2 separate regions of the Homo sapiens genome follow, and region 2 is linked to region 1. The links are chromatin loops, found by intact Hi-C in ENCODE. Cell type or tissue: mammary epithelial cell. All regions are shown on one strand. Links, peaks and the distances in the headings refer to the core of each region. The heading gives the core; the rest is flanking DNA. Region 1 has its middle 91 kb from the start of HIVEP1. Region 2 has its middle 3.0 kb from the start of HIVEP1.

Region 1 (2,808 bases), core at 185-2,684:
CATTTTTCTTCCATCTTAAATTACTTTTATTTTCTTTTATAGTCACTTTAATTTTCTATCACATTACATTTTAAGCCAATTGCTACCATCATTAGGAAGAGATTAAGAATTTTCAAGGCCAAAAACATTATCTGCTATAATAATGTGAAATCTGTGTAACAGTGCTCAAGAATACTTTCTTTCAATAAGAAAAAAATTGAACCTACTAGTTCAAATTTAAAATGAAAGATAACAAAATATCTTCCATGGATACTTCATTTATGATAATTAAAATATACATACATTTTACTCATAAACATTTTAATATATGCTTAGGACAGAACAATTTTGTCTAATTTGACTGATTTCCTACTGGTCAATCATTTTGGAGGACTTAGTTATGCTTTAAGGTAATCCTGCATAGCATTCAGGAACATATACATATGCATATGTGTTTATGTACACAAAGATCTTGACATATCTGCAGGCTACAGTCAAAATTAAATGTTCCTCTAAAGCAGTTTCTAAGTGAAAGAAAAATTTATTATTCCTTGTTTCTCTTTTTAGACTTTATAAAATGTAGACAATAAAATTACCAGTTGCCCATATAACTAATATAATCTGATGTTTCTAAAATAGTCTAAACTGCAAGGCTTATACTGTTTCATAAATATTATTTAAAATCTGTTTTTTCCATGAAATTGAAAAGCTAAAAATCCAAACTCCAATAGATAAAAAAAAAGACTAAAAAATAAGAGATGAAGAGATGGAGTTACAAAAATACCCAATTGTATAATTTGAGAGGCTGCCATGAGAACCAATGAAACTAGGGTAATAAATAGAGAAGGCTTTAGAAAAGACGCCAACATCCCAGGAAATGTGAATTGGCTGTGATGCTTATAAACCTGAGGCTTGAGGCCTCTCACTTACTGGGGATCCCTGTGAGTTCCAGGAGTTGCAGAATGTTCCAATTGCTGAAACAGGCCTAAATCTTCAAAGCTCCGGTGACTTCCTGTGATTACTTTTCTCATTCCAATAAACCTTCACATTTGTATTTAATTCTGTAATCCTAATTTTATGTTCTTTTACTTAGAATTCATTCCAACTACAGTTGTCAGAGTTACCAAATAAAATTCAGGACTCACAGTTACATGTGAAAATCAGGTAAACAGTGAATAACCTTTTAGTATAAGTATGTCATGAGCGATATTTGGGACATATATGTATTAACATTTTCTGATTTGTTTGGCTGAAATTCAGATTTAACTGGGCATCAGGAATTTCTCTGGTAACTCTATCCCCAAATTGTATACACTTCAGGCTTCATAAAACCTGAATCTGTCAGATTTTCCTCCTGGGTAAGAAATACTCAAAGAGGAAGCTTATGGGATCATTAGAATCATTCTTTTCGAATCAGAAGAAACTTTAAGGAACCTCTAGTGTCAGCCCCTCAATCCCCTTCTTTGTAGATGGAGGAACTGGTGCGAGATCAGATGGCAGCTGGGCCTAGAACTCAGTGCCCCTGAGGCTCAGGATTGCACCAGGGCCAGAGGCTCCACTCTCAGCCTCAGCCTCGCCCTTGCCTGCTGAGAAAGCTCTTGCTCCTTCTCGGGCTGCTTGGAAGCTCTGTCTGCACGCTCACTGCAGGGCAGCTTCCAGAGGAAAGCTGTGAGTCAGCAGGGTTTGGCTTGGCTCTGTATGGGTCTGCTCTCTCACCCTGACACACCAGGACACCCAGGGCCCTTGGGCTTATCTGACTGTCACTGATCTCATCGCTTTGCCTCTCCACCCATCCCTTCCTGCCCCCAGACTGGAATACCACCTCAAGATCTCTCCAAGCCCCCTTGCAAACCCACCATACCTGAAAGAGGCTGTGGAGGGCTGGTTCCAGGTAGCTGTTCCCATGATCATGAATCTTTAACCATAGAGCCCTTTGAGAATCCAATAAAAGCTATGGATTTCCTGGTTCCAAAGAGGTACAAGGGCACCAAGGCAATTTTGCATCTAATATCGAGGGACTCACAGATCTCCTAATGCCCTGTTTTGGGGCCCACGGGTTAAGCATCTCTGTATCACACCATGCTTATGCACTGACATATACAAGAAGGTTGGGCCCTACCAAAACTGCCTGTGTACATATGCCCTAACATTGAAATATACGTCTTGAGAAACCCAGGACACTCAGCCCATGGTAGAATGCATCTTGGAACACAACTAACTCATTTATGGGGACAAGAGAGCACTACAGACACTTCTGGAGGTGCTAAGTTGCATTTTAAATAAGGAACAATATTTAGGAAACCAGAGAAGTTCTCTAATAAGGGACTCCAGGCATCAAGAACAGGCTGACTGAAGCTGGGTGTGGTGAGGTGCGCCTGTATTCCCAGCTGTTCAGGAAGCTGAGGTGGGAGAATCGCTTGAGCCCAGGAGTTCAAGGCTGCAGTGAGGTATGAGTGTGCCACTGTATTCCAGCCCGGGTTCCAGAGGGAGATCTTGTCTCTTAAACAAACAAATAAACAAAAAATAGGCTTAGTGAGAAATTTCCCTCTCAAAGCACATCATGCCATTAATCCCCACACTGGCTGTGTAGAGTGCGAATAATAATGATAGTAGCTGCTAGCATTGACTAGATGCATTGACTAGTCATCCTAGACGACTGTTCACTATGTCACAGACACCATGCAAAGTACTTTGACGACACCTCTGTGAGGCAGGTATTGTTATCAATCCCTTTATTCAGGTGAGAACGTGAAAGCTGAGAGAGTTTAAATAGCTGGCTCAAAGTCAAGCAGGTTCAAACCCAGGAAGATATGAAGCCATCTTACTCTA
Region 2 (2,808 bases), core at 181-2,680, 88 kb before region 1:
GTTAGACCTAAAGAACGTTCGCAGTTTGGGGCACAGAAATTCCACAGGTCCACCTCAAGAAGCAAAAGTGGCTGGTTTAACGGGCCACCTCAAACTTGAGAGGAATAAGGTGAAACAAAATTGATGCAAAAAAAAAAAAATCCCTGATGAAACTAAACTGGTTTCCCCTTTTAAGGAATAAAAATGCTAAACGACCATACAACCACTAAGACAGCTGGCCATCTGTGCAAACTTGAATTGTTTTGTTCCCTTGGGCTTCCATAACGACGTCTAGGTTTTTCCTGCTGGAGTTGACCCCTAAAATTCCCCTGAGGAAATCGTACCTCTGGCTCATTTGAGCTAAGAAAAGCTCAAACCACCAGAATGGGAATGATTAAAAATGGAATACTCAGTAATGGCGAGTGTGTAGCCAAAAATAATATCATGTAAAGGGAGAAATATGCCTACTACAAAGTAAATTTGGTTATAAAAGCAAAGATCATCCAACTGTGTACATGTACAATTATGTCTAGCATACTAATGCTAACCCTACGATGAAATAATGCAATTTTTATTTTCATTGTGCTATAACCATCTCTCATTTGTGAAATGAAATGATATCCAATAGGTTGCAATCACCAAAAAAGTATATAATGTAACTTCCCAACTGGGTTATTTGAATCCAAAAGTAAACATGCATTTAACTGTGAACGTATAGCTATTAATCTGTCAGGAGAAAGGTAATGTGATAATGAGTGAAGTTTGTATCACTTTGGAAGTGAAAAATGCTAACTGAATGAATAACGTTTAACCCAATAATTGTTGAGCACAACATACTGTCAACACAATGTTTATGTAGGATTCAGCATTACTACGAACTTTCTAACAAAACATACATGCAATTTCGAATTACGATAGGTAAATTTTGACATTTCAACTATTTCCTTGAGCAGCAAACCGATATTAAACTTTTATTTGAAATATATACAATACAGAATAGTTTCCTAGTAAGTTTTTGAATTTTCTAAATGCAGTTTCTTTTCCTAATTCTGCCTACAATTCTTCCCAGATATCAGGATGCAGGGAAACCTGGCTATACTATAAAGTAGCTTCTTTAGGCTTGTTTTGTGGCAAATCCAATATATTTTCTCAAAATGTATCAAATAAACACAGCGTGGGAAAAAAATGAAGCAGAGGGTGAATGTGGAGGATGAATGTGAATGGTAAACTGCAGTTTCAACTGTCAAAAATCCTGGGACAATGCAGGAGCAAGTGACCATTCTCTGCCCCCAAAAAAGAGGGGGCTCCTGGAGGTCCATTTCTCTATGGTTCCATCCCCACCGTCCGCGTGAACGCTTCTGGAGCCCCCCTTGGGGAAAGTGGGGTTCGAGGGAGGATAGTGTCACTGAAAAGCTCAACACACGTTTTTCTTGGCGAACAGTTTGGAGAGGGCACAAAGTCCACCCCGGAGCCGCGTCCACTGGGCCCCGCGCCACCCTGCCCGCCCCCGCCGCTGCGTCCACGGCTCGGGTTCCCACGCGGCCGCCCGGCCGGGCCCGGCTCAGGCACCCCCCTGGCGCGGCCCCGCGGCCCCGGCCCTCCGCCCAGCGCGCGGCCCGGCAGCGCCGCCGCCGCCGCCGCCGCCGCCACCGCCACGCGGAGATCCCGGAGGTTCCTCCCCGCCGGCCGCCGGGTCACGCCGCTCGTCCCTCCCCTCGGCCCTCCGCCCTCCGCCCTCCGCGCGCGCTGGGCTTTCCCATCCACCGGCCGAATCCCCTCCTCCTCTGGGCAACCCGGCGACAAAACCTTCCCCGCACGCCCTGCCAACTCTGCCCCACGCCCAGGCTCTTCCCAAGCCAGGCGCCAGACAAAAGAACCGAGAGAAAAACTTACCCGAACTGCAACACAAAAGTCTGATCCAAAGCTTCCTGGGTTTAACTTTTAATTTTAAAAACAAAAAAGCAGAAACCAAAAGCCTCCTAGGTTGGAAGTGGGCGTGAGAGGAAATGCTAGAGGGAGGCGCTTCATTCCCCGGGCTGCCTGTGCCCCCCTTTCTGGCCCCTGCCCGGGGCTTTGATGTTATCTAGTGCACCGCCTCCATCGGTTTCTACCTTGGGCTCTGCGCCGCCGAGAAGATAGACAGATCTTCCGCACTTCACTTGCAGGTTCTGAGAGAGGCAAGCAGGTAGTCGCGGGAAAGGACCCACACTCCTTAGCCCCGCAGTGAGAGAGGAACATTTGCACGGGCTTCCTGTTGCTACCTGGACTGAAATGAACAATCCACCCCTCTAGTGATCCTGGAGACTTGCACCGTATGGTCTTTCCTGCTAGACGCACAGCGGGAGGCCTCCTACATTAGATTCATTTTCCCTCCACCCGTAGCACAAACTTGTAAGATGGTGGTGGAGTATGTTTCCTGAGGCTTTGTTCGGGTTTTAGATCTCAGTTTGGAAGGTAAATATTATTTCCCTTCTGAGACAGTCCTGCAGCCTTGAAAAGACAAGAATAAAAATCTAAAGGCAACAAATTCTATAACATGCTTTCCATACACCATAAATTCCCTTATGGGTCAAAATATCCGCACACTTTCCCCTCACGTTATGAAAAGCTTGTAACTGTTGATTTTCTTTTGTCTGGACACTAGCAGACACTGGATATAGTTTTTCATTAGGTTAGCAGTCTCGGGACCATCACTAACAAAACACTACAACAAAGAATTTTTTTTTTTTTAACAGATTACTAATAAAGAAGGACGGCAGTGTCTAGCAATCAGCCTTACCTGTGCCTCCACTTTACACCAACAGAAGCTTGTGTTCAGGCCTTGCCCTC

What was found. Hi-C counts contacts between places; a loop is a spot of excess contacts. Peaks named below come from ENCODE experiments on the same cell type or tissue, not always from the same donor. Only the 100,000 strongest peaks of a DNase experiment are listed, where the experiment ranks them.
Region 2: it touches region 1 in a loop (5-fold over the local background); 9 of 110 quality-filtered maps call a loop at or near these places.

What each region holds. Positions count from the first base shown.
Region 1 is chr6:11,920,033-11,922,840 of GRCh38, reverse strand. No RefSeq gene overlaps it. Among named protein-coding and RNA genes, the nearest start is that of HIVEP1, 91 kb to the left of the region's middle. In mammary epithelial cell, for the core only: no CTCF peak of the experiment used is centred there; a DNase peak (open chromatin) is centred at 1,620; H3K27ac peaks cover 530 bases.
Region 2 is chr6:12,007,940-12,010,747 of GRCh38, reverse strand. It overlaps a transcript of HIVEP1 not described here. Among named protein-coding and RNA genes, the nearest start is that of HIVEP1, 3.0 kb to the left of the region's middle. RefSeq lists an enhancer at 1-385 and a silencer at 1,459-1,578. In mammary epithelial cell, for the core only: no CTCF peak of the experiment used is centred there; DNase peaks (open chromatin) are centred at 1,717 and 2,067; H3K4me3 peaks cover 2,208 bases; H3K27ac peaks cover 2,400 bases.